Regions from separate parts of the Homo sapiens genome. Here region 1 is linked to region 2. The links are chromatin contacts, found by Hi-C or POLR2A ChIA-PET in ENCODE. All regions are on one chromosome and are shown on one strand. Each heading gives the region's core, a stretch centred on a gene start or an enhancer-like site at or near the end of the contact. The rest is flanking DNA. Distances are from core to core; before and after follow the strand shown. Region 1 has its middle 38 kb from the start of GLIS3. Region 2 overlaps GLIS3 (GLIS family zinc finger 3).

Region 1 (6,744 bases), core at 3,515-6,014, 100 kb after region 2:
GAACCTGGGGCTTGTCCAAGGCCATTTTGTACTCTGACCTTTAAAAGCATGCCCAGCCATGGGCAGTCATGCCTGCTCTCTTCAACCCACAACTACAATAAGAGCAGCTCTCAGAAGAGAAATCATTTCCACCTTTTTTTTTTTTTTTTTTTTTTGAAACGGAGTCTTGCTCTGTCACCCAGGCTGGAGTGCAGTGGTGTGATCTCGGCTCACCGCAAGCTCCACCTCCCGGGTTCATGCCATTCTCCTGCCTCAGCCTCCCGAGTAGCTGGGACTACAGGCGCCCGCCACTATACCTGGCTAATTTTTTGTGTTTTTAGTGGAGACGAGGTTTCACCATGTTAGCCAGGATGGTCTTGATCTCCTGACCTCGTGATCCACCCGCCTTGGCATCCCAAAGTGCTGGGATTACAGGCATGAGCCACCGTACCTGGCCCCATTTCCACTCATTTTTACTGAGCATCTTAGTGCCATAATTGAAACAAATTAGAAGCATAAGAAATAACTCCAGTGACGATCAAAGTCTATACCACAAAGTGAAATGAAGCCCTAAGCCAATTAACCTGTGAAATTGATCAATTAATTGTAGACAGCTAAACCAAATGGTTCAGTTAAAGTAAATCCTCAGTTGCTCGTAAACTTGCCAGATATAGCAAATAAAAAGATCTGGTAATGCTACTCCATAAAGGGCTTCTGCTCTAATCATCTGAATTATCACTTCTGCTCCACGTGCTTTCCTGTGCAAAGCCTTCAAGTGTGAAAAACAGGCAGAATTCAGTGGTTCTGGTGTCTATCTCCCTCACCAGCCCTGGGGATGGCGTTAACCTAGCTTACACCTGGCATCTCACCTGTAGTACCCTAAGTAGCCCGGGGTTAAACAAGGGCACTTTCAACACGGCTTAGGGTTTTAGTTTAAACCTGAAACATCAGGATCTATTTAGACCTCTCTTAGAGGCATCCATCCCTTTCAAGAAGCCTCAGAACACACTTGGCATCCCCTGGGTCCCTTGCCCTACTCTGAATTGCCCCAGGGTCCTTCCCCCATTGAACCAGATTTAACAGGATAAGGTGATTCTTCCCTCATTCCAGCCTTGGTGTTTGTATCCAGTTCCAAGAAATTCAGTTAGTTAATACAGAGCTATGACAACCTAAGGTAAAAATTTGCGGACTTCGGTAAATTTACTTGGTGACAGGTGATGAAGAAGAAAGGGCAGGGAGCAAGCAGTTAGAAAACCTGAGTTTGGAGATGATGTGCTGTGAGATCTTGAGTAAGTCATTACACCTCTGTGGGCCTCCATTTCCCAATCTGTTTGTTACCCATAAGCCACATGGCATGATATTAAAGTAGGGTCACAATAGCAGTAGAAAGCAATAGTTCTCTGGCTCTAGCCCACTGCCAACTCTTCTCCCTGACCTAATCTTGGGAGTCTCCAAAAAGCATCTCATGTGGATTCAAAATCAGTCCTCTCCATGGCCACATGTGATATATGGGTTTCCTCTTCTTTAGCTCTGAATACTTTCAGAGATCTCTATGGCTAAGCTATCTATCCACTAAGCCCCTGGTGCTGCTGTAACTAGCATTAAAGTTGCTCCACAGGGCCAAAGCCACCAGGCCAGGCCAGGTCACCAATACTCTGGGTGGCAGTTCTGGGTCAGGGACCTGGATCCCTTAGGATCATTGCTACAGTTTCTGGTGCCAGACCCTGAGGGCACTGATACATGTGTCGGGGTGTTGATATCACCCTTTCTCTTGGCATCCTCACATGAGCCCTGAAACTGAATATATAGTTTCCGTTTTATGGAAAAGGAAAGTAAGACTCAGGAAGATAAAACAACAAAACCAAGACTGCAAAACCAGTAAGCGACAGAACTAGGGTTTAGACCCAGATCCACCTAACTCCAAACCTTGCCATTCCTCAAAACTATCACTTATGGGAAACGTGCGATGTTCACTGCTCCAGAGCTCATGTCCCAAGTCCTATACAATTTGTATATTCCTTTAGTTGGCAAGTTTTTATGATAGTAGAGAGATGTTCATACTAATTACACTACAGATCTGCTAAAAAGATCTATGAAAAGAGGTCTACAAAGTTATCTGTCAATTCTACATGAATACTCATATATTCTGATAAGGAAGACACTAACTCACTAAATTCCAAGAGAAAAATAGATCAAGTAAATGGACAATTTCCAGAGGACAGAATATAAATGACTAATAAATATTTAAAAATCTAATATTACTAGTAAATGTTTTTAAATGCACTAAAATGAGATACTACTTTTAACCTATCAAATTAGGAAAAGAAAATACTCAGAGTTGGTAGTGTCATTGGCTTCTAGTGCACAAACAAATTGGTACAACTTTTCCCGAAAGTAATTTGGCAACACATAGAATCATTAAAAGTGCAAATCATTTAACCCCAAAACTCTCATTCTGGGACACAGTCCTGAGGAAATAATCAGAAGCTCAGAAAAATACTTTATCTACAAAGACCTTCACCAAAGTGTTAATTATTGTAACAAAGCTGGAAATAACATAAATGTCTAACAATCAGAAAATAGTTAATTAAATACAGCCATATGATTAGATAGTATGCAGCTATTAAAGTGATATGGTCAAAAAATTAATGACATAGGAAATGTTCATTTGAAAATAAAGATACAAAATCGTACGGACAGTATTTTCATACTTTTGATTTAAACGAATGAAGGCAATATTTTGCAATGATTCTGAACATTTCTATGTACTCTACAATGATGTATATTTCCTTTATAATCAAAAAAATATATCTAACAAACAAAAAGCTTCAGGCTCCTTCCGGTCATTTTTTCTGACATGCTGAGTTGGACAAGGGCCTCAAGCATCACTGAAGTAAAAGAACATGGAGGATCCCTTTGGGCCAATATCTGACTCATTCTACCATATCACAAGGCCAGACAAAAGCTGATTAATGTTCATAATAATGATCACAATAGTAGCATAATAGTAGAGGTGGTAGCAACCAGTTTTGTTTACTCAGTACCAGGCTCCACTATCCATCTTTCAGATATGTTGTATCATTTAATCCTCACAAAACTCTATGAGGCAACTATTACCCCCATTTGAAAGATGAAGAAACTGGGGTTCAAAGAGATGAAAATATTTGCCCCAAACCACACAGCTTATGTGACCAAGCAGGAGCTAGGACCCAGATCTGATTTCCCAGGATGGTTTGCTCTTTCTCTAATGTCTAACTGGTAAGATTGGCAAGGCTGTGTGTGTGTGTGTGTGTGTGTGTGTGTGTGTGTGTGTTTAGTTTTGAAATGCAAAAACTGTATTTGTCCATAGCATGACTTCTTTTCACAGGAGTCAGGACACCTGATTCTAATCCTATCGCTTCTCCTGACTAGACAAGTTTCCTTGAACAAGGCATATCCCATTGAGATTTTGCTGCTGCTATGTGTTGGCAGTGTTGGACTAGATGAGTTTCCTTTAAGCTTAGCTTGTTAAAACACAGCTTTCAGGTCTTTCTGTAGACCTACTGAATGAGACTTTCTGGTAACAAAATTATACGTATATATAGAGAGATAGATGGATTTCTATTATATATGTGTGTACACACACACACACACACACATACACACACACACACACACACAATTTTTTAAACAAGCTCCCTGGATTATTCTTATTCAGGATGAGAATTCAGCTCAGGACTGGTATTTGGGAGTCACCATACTAGACAACCTATGAGGTACTGTTCATATCTACTAGTCAATGACTGTATAGGGCCCCAAACTTGAAGTCAAGATGTGGCTACCACTGAATTTCAAATAGGTCTGGAAGAATCTAAAGGGCATGTGACTTGTTCACAGGCATTGTTCTGCATGAAGTTTGGGGACAGACCCAGGGAGAAAAAGGAACTGGGGGAAAATAGTGTAAGTACTGGAGATTGGTTCCTGTAGCCAGCCCCATGGGAGAAGGAGCTGCAAGTAGAAAGTAGAGGAACCAAAAATATAGCCTCATATTGTATCACCTAAGGAGCCTGGAAAAAGCACTGTTGCTTGGGTCCCAGCTCCAGAGATCCTTATTTAATTGGTTTGGGGTATGTGCCTGAGTCTTGGGATTTTTTTTAAAGCTCCCCAAGTGATTCCATTTTGAAGCTAAGATTGAGATTCTGCATTAACACACAAGGACACAAAGCCTTCAAAATGAGACGGCTTTATGTGTTACAGGCTTACCCTTAAAACTATGTTGAAAAGCGGCATTTCAAGGACCCTCCTGGTGAGTTCATGAAGCAAAATAATCATGTTCAAAACAATTGAGACTGTCCATACAACACTACCTCGATATGTTTGGGAGGATAAACTCAACACCTCAGTCATGATTTAGTGGCTTGGCTTATATATTTGGTGGCATAGATAGAATTCTGTCCCCAGGTGTGTAAGTCACATGAAGCCAGTCCTCAATGACTGGATTTGTCTTCTTCACTGAAGTGAATTGATCTGTTGTTTTGTCACTATGTAGCTAAAGCCAGTGGGAGGGTGCCAGTTATTTGGAGAAAATGTTTCATTTTGAAGTACCAAAGACAGCCGATGAATTGTGTTCATGAAATACATGCTTCACTCTACTTTTTAATTTGCTCCTGTTTAAGTTAACTGAGAGTTTCGTCTTTATTTTTAAAGAATGACATTTATATAGACGTTCAAACTGCCAATCTGTTACATAAACAGCCTTGTTTTTTGAAGGGCTGGCGCCGCCTAGAGGCCAAATAGGTGCAGAGGTTTGGATTGCTAACCGGAAAGAACCTCTCCAACCTGTTGCTTCTGGTCCTTCTGTGATCCGTCTCTGTTGTGTGTATTTAGGGTCAGGTAAAGCTAATCAGACTTTTCATTGAGCAAAGTTTCCCAAGCAAGGGTGGAGATGCCACAGTGACATTTCAAAGCCAGATAACAATGCAATGATGGGATTTGGGAAGTTTGGTACAAAAGAAGCTTCTCACTGGGATCAAAACGTGCCCAGAGAACCAGAAACTGTAGGGGGAGGGAAGGGGGAGGGGAGGGGAGGGGGAGGGGGGAGGGGGAGGGGAGGGGAGGGGGTAGGGGAGGGGTGGGGGAGGGGAGGGGGAGGGAAAGGAAAGGAAAGGAAAAGAAAAGAGACAGAAAGGTAAAGCAAGTTTTTGGTGGGTAGTTTCCTAGAGTGAACTTAAGAGCAAACATTCTCTCATTTGGTATTGACCAAGACACAAAGACTAGGGAGAAGTCAACATTTAATACCAGCTGACAAGCGGCTTTGCTTCTTGCTCATCAGTGAATTCACCATGTCCTCACGGCTTGGCTTAGCATGAGGTTGATATTCCCCTAGAATCTCTGGATCTATTCCCTTTTTCTACAGCCTTCTCCATACTTTTAATATTTTCTTTCTTACATGGCCAACTTTTAATTACCACAGGGGAACAGAGTTAGTATGTATTTTTTAAATCTCTGAATAATCCAAAACGTCTGTACCCAGATAGAAGTTTAGGAATTACAAATCAAATGAGAAAAAAAAAAAAAAGTATGTCATTTTCCTTTATTTGCCATGACTGATGTCATCTGACTTTTGAGCTGAATAGAAGTGAGGGGGTGGGGGAAAACTTCAACTTCCCAATTAAAAGGCAACTCAATTCCAGGATGAAACATTCTTTTATTTTGTCTTACCCAGTGTCTTTGGGGCAAATTCCTCATCTTTCAGGATGCATCCTCCATCCCTGTTCTCCTTGCCCGGATGGTTCCTGGGTCTAGGGTTAAGCTTCTGTGTATTTGTGGTGGCAGGACAGCAGGAATGAGGGAGTGAGGGTGATGGTCCATGTGCTCATCTCCACATCCACGCTATTAACCACCATGGACACTTGAACCTGGAGACCGTTGTCGGAACCAGATCCCACCTGATTCTTGTTTTTGTTTAATTTTTTTGGAGACAGAGTCTCGCTCTGTCACCCATCACCCAGGCTGGAGTTCAGTGGCACTATCTCAACTCACTGAACCTCCGCCTCCTGGGTTCAAGCAATTGTCCCTGCCTCAGCCACCCAAGTAGCTAGGATTATAGGTGTGGGTGACCCCTCCTGGCTAATTTTTGTATTATTAGTATAGATGGGGTTTCGCCATGTTGGCCAGGCTGGTCTCAAACACCTGCCTCGGCCTCCCAAAGTGCTGGGATTATAGGTGTGAGCCACCGTGCCTGGCCTCACCTGATATTTTAGCAACTCTGCAAACACCCACAACTGGCATCTGACATCCTTGAATAGCCTCTGGACTGCAAGTCTTTCTTCCCTCTAATCCAAATGATCTGTTATCTCTTCTGGTCCAATGGTATGCTTAGAACTTATGTGTTTCCTTTTTGGGGACAGACTTTCCTAGTTGCATTATCTGATCCACAGGCTTGTGCAATACTCTCTAGGACAAAACAAGACTGCTCTCTATCCATCTACTTCCACTTCTTCTTCAGCCATTTCCAACCTATCTGGCATCACTGGAGCTTAAAGCTCTCCTGGCTTGCACTCACACGAGTGAAAGATAAGCTCTATTACCCTGGGATTACACACTTGTAGTTATCAGGCAACATCTGACCCTGTTCAAATCAACTCTCCTTCTTCTCCAGGCTGATGTGCACACAGCTCATTGTGTGCTGGAGAAAAACTCACCATTGTGAAGACTTGTCTCATTTCACATTCAAGGTCACTGATCTCCAGTAGATCCTTAATGCTGCCCTATATCATTTTTTCT
Region 2 (7,201 bases), core at 3,191-5,690:
GTCTTAAAAATAAACGTCAAGGCCAACAATGTAAAAATCTTCAAAGTTCTAAGGAAAACAGCTGTAAATCAATAATCTTATGACCAACTAAGTATTATTCAATCATTAAGGCAAAATAAGACATTTTCAGGCATTCAAAGATCAAAATTTTTACCAATGTAAACAATGGTCCTACTACTCACAGACCCATATGGGGAATATTAAAGGATGTACTTCAAATGAACTTAATGGAAGGCCTGCAACAAAGCCAATCAACAAAGCCCTGTGGTTGTCATTATGTTCCTGTTAAAGCCCCACCCTCTGATCCACAATAGGCAATTTGCCCAACCAATACTTTTTTTGGGTAACCAGAAAGCAAGAAAAATAATTTCACTCAACATTTAGCTTTGTATAGGATTTGTATAATTTTAACTTGCTGTTTTACAACTCAAAAAAATATTTTTAAAAATGAAACAGACAGGACTGGGCATGGAGACGCACACCTGTAATGCCAGCACTTTGGGAGGCTGAAGTGGGAGGACTGCTTGAGGCCAGGGGTTCAAGACCATCCTAAGCAACATAGCAAGATTCTGTCTCTACAGAAAAATTTAAAAATTAGCCAGGCATGGTGGCATGCACCTCTGTAGTACCAGCTATTTGAGATGCCAAGGCAGGGGGATCACTTGAGCCCATGAGTTCAAGGCTGCAGTGAGCTATGATCGTGCCTCTGTACTCAAGCCTGGGTGACAGAGGCAGACCTTGTCTCTTAAAAAAAAAAAAAAAAAAAGAAAAGAAAAAAAAAGAAAGAAACAAAGAAACAAAGAAGACACCTACCTTTAGCACAACACTTCAAGTTCCTATGTTTACTCTGCCATTTACTGGCTGTTTGACTTTCAGCAATATGATAACTCCTCTGAATTTCAAAGTGTTATTGAAAATATAGATAATAATCTCTGACTTACTGGTTTGTTTGGAAGTCAATATAAAAGAAATTTCCTAAACATTATACCAGTACTAGCAACAGGTAGGCTACTACAAAACAAAAGTAGTTATTATTACCATTATCAATAAAGGCTTCTGGAAGTACCCATAATAAAGATGAGGAAGTTGGAGGACACAGAAACGTTATCTAATATTAAGAGACTATCTGTGTCATTCCTATTCTTTGTTTTTCCTCCTAAAATGTCCAACCACTAGTCATATTTAAATAATTGGCACCAAGATCTAAATAGTGGTAAGTTAAAAATACCCAGGGAACTTTGACCATCCCAAAGAGCAGACTGTTAATCTTATTATACCTCCAGTGGTAGAATCAGTGTATAGACAAAATGTTTTTGTATTTAAGCCAGGTTCTTCTCTGTTTCTAGAATATCATCTGCTACTCCACTTCCAAGACCATTACTACCACCACACGACAGCAATGCTTATATTAATAAGGAGGATGAGCTCTAATGGCCAATTACATAATTTTGATACCAACGATACAAATACAAAGGTGACATCTTTGACATCTTTTCCAAAGAGAGAGTGTTCCCAGGCTGTCTTTGATCTTCAAACCTGACAGATGAGGTGAACCCTGATGCTCTTGGTTAGCTATTGCTTCTCTTGTGATCATCTCCATTCAAACACCCCAAGTTATAGCTGGCCACTGTCACCACAGAAACCCTCAATCTAGGCACTAGACAGGCCCCCTCCAAATAGGCTTGTACTTTATACCAGGACCAAACTGAAAGTTGAAATTACTCCTTGATCCTTGGGCTGCAGAAGGGATGTTGTGTTACCAATCATGAAAACACATTAATCTCCTTGTACATCTCCATCAGAGCTCTTCAGTAACCAGGTGCATTGTTAATGACTAGTAATATTTTGAAGGAAATCTTTCTTTTTTGAGCAGTAGGTCTCAACAGAGGACTTAAAATACTCAGTAAACCATGACGTAAAGAGATGTGCTCTCATCCAGGCTTTGTTGTTCCATTTATAGATCACAGGCAGAATAGATTAGCATAATTCTTAAAGGCCCTAGGATTTTCAAAATGGTAAATGAACACTGGCTTCAACTTAAAGTTACCAGCTGCATTAGCCCCTAACAAGGGAGCCAGCCTGTCCTTTGAAGCTTTGAAGCCAGGCATTGACTTCTCCTCTGTAGCTATGAAAGTCCTAGATGGCATCTTCTTCCAATAGAAGGCTGTTTTATCTACATTGAAAGTCTGTTTAGTGTAGCCATCATCATCAGTGATTTTAGTTAGATCTCCTGGAGAACTTGCTGCAGCTCCTACATCACCACTTGCTGCTTCAACTTGCCCTTTTATCTTATGGAGACAGCTTTTTTTCCTTAAACTTCATAAACCAACTTCTGCTAGCTTCCAACTTTTCTTGTGAAGCTCCCTCACGTCTCTCAGCCTTTGTAACACTGAAGAGAGTTAGGGCTTAATCTGGATTAGGCTTTAGCTTGAGGGAATTTTGTGGTCAGTATGACTGTCCATCCAGACCACTCAAACTTTCTCCGTATCAGCAATGAGGATATTTTGCTTCCATATCCTTCTTGTGTTCATGGGAGGAGCACTTCTAATTTCTTTCAAGAACTTTTCCTTTGCATTCACAACTTGGCTAAATGTTTGACACAATTGGTTTTAGACATGCCTTCCTCAATAGGCTTAAGCATTTCTAGCTTTTGAGTTAAAGTGAGATATGTGCGACTCCTCCTTTCACTTGAATACTTAAAGGCCATTCTAGGGTTATTAATTGGCTTAATTTCAATACTGCTGTGTTTTAAGGAATACAAGAGCACAAGGAGAGGGAGAGAGATAGGGAATGGGCACTCTGTGGAACAGTCAGAATACACACAACACTTATTGGTTAAGTTTGTCATTTTAGTCTTATATGGGCCAGTTCATGACACCCTAAAACAATTACAATAGTAACACAAAACATCACTGTTCATGGATCTTCGTAATAGATATTATAATAACAACGGAAAAGTTTGAAATATTACTAGAATTATCAAAATGTGACACAGAGACATGAAGTGAGCACATACTGTTTGGAAAAAATAGTGCCAATGCACTTACTCGATGCAGGTTTGCTACAAACCTTCAATTTGTCAAAAACACAGTATCTGCAAAGTGCAATAAACTGAAGCAAAATAAAATGAGGTATGCTTGTATTTGTGTGTTTATTGTTAATATAAAGAGCTTAAGTGACCTGCTCAAGGTCATGCAACTATTTCAGAAAATAGGTTTATCTGACTATGGACCTCTTAGTCCAAGCTCTTTGCTCCCTAAGAGTCCCTAGAGTTGGAAGGACTCAAAAAGGCATCGCCACATACACTCCATGGCATCAGTCCTGCCTCAGTTATGCAAGGAAAGCTGCACCTCACTGGACTTAATAAAAATGTGATGAGGGAGCCAGGCGCGGTGGCTCACGCCTGTAATCCCCACACTTTGGGAGGCCGAGGTGGGTGGATCACGAGGCCAGGAGATCGAGACCATCCTGGCTAACCCGGTGAAACTCTGTCTCTACTAAAAATTTAAAAAAAATCGCTGGGCGTGGTGGCACCTGCCTGTAGTTCCAGCTACTCCGGAGGCTGAGGCAGGAGAATCGCTTGAACCCGGGAGGCGGAGGTTGCAGTGATCCGAGATTGCACTACTGCACTCCAGGCTGGGCGACACAGTGAGACTCTGTCTCAAAAAAAAAAAAAAAAAACTGATGGGGGGAGTCATTGAGTGGGTAAAGTTGGGGAGGGTCTCCTGAAATATGTGCACAGACAGAAGGCTCATGCATGTGCCACCGCTTAAGACTCAAAATGCAACTTTTATCAACTTTAAGTTTCTAACGACTTGATCTCAGTCATTCAGCCATGCTGGAATTATGTTCAGAAGGTTTCTTGCAGTGATTTAGTCCTTTTGGTAAGTGCCAAACAGAGCAGAAGAATTCATTTACCCCCAGTTACTCCTACCGGCTCTAGACTAGCACCCTTTCCAATAGCCAGCAGTCCTCCTGTCTGTCCTCTTTGGAACGAAGGTCTTCTGTGAGTGTGAATGTATAAATGCAAGTGTCAGTGTGTAAAAACTCCATCGGGGCACTGAAGTATTCCCCAAGCTAGAAAAAAAAATCTGTTATCTTGGATGAAAACCAAGATCATTATCATTTAACCACTTTGCTGTACTTAAACATCAATAATAACATGGCTGTGCTCTGGTGAAAACTGATTAAAGAGAACCAAAAGAAAGAAACACAGGACTGAGTCAATCTCACTATGCAGAAAGCATCCCGGCATACTGATGAACTTCTTTTTCAAATGGTGCCAACTGACAGAAACAACGATCACCTCTAATGAACAAAATAACTATGTAAAAGAGATTCTGAGTATGGCTCAAGCTGCTTACTGATTAACGCTTTTGCACACAACACTCTACACAAACCTGTGTAGTCATTGTTCCTAGTAAAACAAGCCTTTGTTGACAACTGGAGACAAATGATCCTTGCCGACCAAGTTCACTGTTCTCACACAGCTTAATAGCTGGAGTAGTGCTCCCTGGCCACAGCTAGGAAAACTTGACGTGGTTGTCACAAAAAAAAAAAAAAAAAAAAAAAGAAAGAAAGAAAGAAAGGAAAAAAAAGAAAAACTAGAGAAGAGGGGAAACCTTTGTTCTGAAGGTGAGAAGGAGCCTGAATGATCTCATGCCCTAAACATGTTTGTGGTTTACATCAGTACGTCTCCTTCACTTATTAAAGTTGTGAGTTTTTAAATAGTTCCTGCTCCAAACAAACAGATTGCAATACTTAAGAATTCCCACTTTTTAAAAGTATTTCCCTTTTCCTCCCTTTTCCACATGGGTTGGGAGGTGAAGGATTTAATATTTGTTTTTAAGTTAAACAGTTTTTTTGTTACAGTATTTGCAAATATTGGCTGTAACTGTAAGCTGTAGAGGCATACCTCATTTTAAGAAAACCTGGGTGGAAAAAAATATCTGAAACTTAAAGCACAGCAGTCTAATTTCCACCACATGACCAAACATAATTCACTTCAGGGTTACCGTCAATGACAAGGTTCCCACAGTGCCTCATTTACTCATAAATATTATTGAGCCCCCACTATGTGTAAGGCAATTTTAGGTGCTGTTTACATAAAACAAGATTAATTTTATTAAAGTTTCATCTAATCCCTAAGTTTTTAGGCCCCAAATCTATTACATAAGACAATGCAAACTGGAAAAACAAATCCTTCCAACTGAGACTAAAACTTCCCTTCTGATTGGCAGATGCCTTTCTTACTTTTTTCCATAACAATTCATTAAAAATATTTTTTTGAAACCAGGATGGGCTCAGCATCGTCTCAGGTGAGAATCATTTCCAGTTGCACTAAATCTAGGGAATCCTTCACTCTGTAGCTTCATTAGGCACATGTGGCCACTCTTACTCTGCCATGTGGAAATCACAGAAATGTTTTAGAAAGCAATTTAGCAATAAGTATAAAGAATCACCAACATGTTCACTTCCTTCACTGATTTATTTCAAAAATAATCCTAAGGAAATAATCCAAAACAAGGGAAAACTGTATTATGTATTATAGCAGGTTATTTAGAATACAGAAAATATCCTTCAAAATAACCTAAAACGCCTTTGAAATAATTTAAATATTAAAGGCATAGCCGGTTAAGTACAGTACAGTCTCTAGACGGAATATTACACAGCCACAAAAATGATGACACAACATGAAGAATGAATAACCACTCATGGCAACTTTACATTAACTGGAAAAAAATCAGAATGTAGAATTAAGTCTATAATATAACTACAGGTATTTTAACATAAATATGCAAAAAATAAAAAAGTAGTAGTTTTACATGAAAGATAGATGAAATCGCTACTTCAGGCTCAGTCTACTGAGCCCTAGGGCATGGCTGAAAATCTACAAATGGCATCATTATCATTCAAAATGATAGTACTTTTTTAAACCAGCTGTTTCAGTGTAGCACTTTCATTACCAAATTCTGTTACCATTTTTACCCCAATTCCATAAATGTACATTTAGAAGTACAGTTTGTCAAACTGTTGATTCTCACCACTTGATTCACCCTCTCATTAATCAGGCATGCCTTTTGTTTTGCAGTATTTTCCCCACTGTTTCATTTGAGATTAACTTTAAATTGAGAAAATAACTACTGACAGGTTCTTTTCTCTCTTCCTGTTTTGGGACACACTGTAAGCACATTTTGTCTTTCCCAGTTCTCTCCAGCTTCAGCATTTTATCAGTTTGATGTGGCTTTAAACAACTTTCCCTTCCCTAGTTAATTCACTAGCCCAGCAGCTGCAAGGGACAAGATGAATCCTTTCCATGTTCCCCTTATTCTCCCTTTGAGCAGGGACTGTCCAGAACTTCCTCAGAATTTCTACCTAGGAATGTTCTAGACCAGAAATTTTCCTCAGGAATTTCCTGTTGCCACCCTGTCCTGCTTCTATACCAGTGAGCACAAAGTCAGGAGTAAGCCTTTAGGACCACTCCGTAAAAAAGCAACTGGGACTTCTCGTTCCTACTTTACATAAAGTTTATTCCCTGCCCCCTCCCGCTGCGCAAAGAGCTTCCTGAGAGACCGAAACAATGTGGCTAAAAGGAAGGCCAAAAGGAGGGAGGTGATCTCTTAATAGAACTCAGTATTTAATCCTCCCCCACCCCTAAGCTCTGCCCAGAATAGATGACACAGAAGGAGAGGGAATTGTTGTTTTGGTGGAGAGGAAGAATATGACCGTGAATATACTCCATTCTATTTGAGAATGAGAGAGTCTACCCACATGAGAGAAGATGTAAATCATCCCCCAACATTCTAACTTCCTTCCTGAAATACACCTAGACCTAGCAGTTTACAATAATTTTTAAAAAGTGCCAAATATGCCCCCAACTTACAGTGCTAAAACCACCGTGGCTACCTGAACTCAGAAGGCCCGTGTGAAGCAACCAAAGAAAGCTTAACCCTTTCTGGGAAGTAGAATAAGTTTTGCCAGTGTTCTCTCAGTTCTTCATAACCAAAAACAAAACAAAACAAAATTTACTGAGCACATGTTCTGTCTGTGTGTCATTCCTCATGAGTCAGACACCTTCTTATCCACTATACTGTGTGCCCACTTGACATCTTTCTTCCAGAGTTGGCTTTAATTAAATCCTTCAGCACTAATGTCCCAAAGCATTCCGTGAGTCAAGCTTTCCCTGGGGTTAAGACTTTTG

Evidence for each region. Hi-C counts contacts between places; a loop is a spot of excess contacts on that map. ChIA-PET counts read pairs that join two places held with the same protein, here RNA polymerase II (POLR2A). Pooled maps may share reads with other maps.
Region 1: a loop to region 2 is called in a map of PC-3, with 8 times the contacts of the local background. The contact joins two enhancer-like sites. A Hi-C loop is called at or near these places in 3 of 168 maps with a recorded cell type or tissue (MCF 10A, PC-3 and PC-9), 1 of 37 single-sample maps with no recorded cell type and 9 of 50 pooled maps. POLR2A ChIA-PET finds 5 or more read pairs at or near these places in 2 of 52 experiments (BJ and H1).

The regions. Positions count from the first base shown.
Region 1 is chr9:4,334,772-4,341,515 of GRCh38, forward strand. It overlaps a transcript of GLIS3 not described here. Among named protein-coding and RNA genes, the nearest start is that of GLIS3, 38 kb to the left of the region's middle. RefSeq lists an enhancer at 4,618-4,912. Within about 2 kb of position 4,765, at least 4 of the 41 ENCODE cell types and tissues checked have a DNase peak (open chromatin) inside an H3K27ac peak, as active enhancers do.
Region 2 is chr9:4,231,636-4,238,836 of GRCh38, forward strand. The region is part of intron 2 of GLIS3 (GLIS family zinc finger 3); the gene reads right to left. Among named protein-coding and RNA genes, the nearest start is that of GLIS3-AS2, 64 kb to the right of the region's middle. RefSeq lists an enhancer at 6,325-6,844. Within about 2 kb of position 4,441, at least 5 of the 41 ENCODE cell types and tissues checked have a DNase peak (open chromatin) inside an H3K27ac peak, as active enhancers do.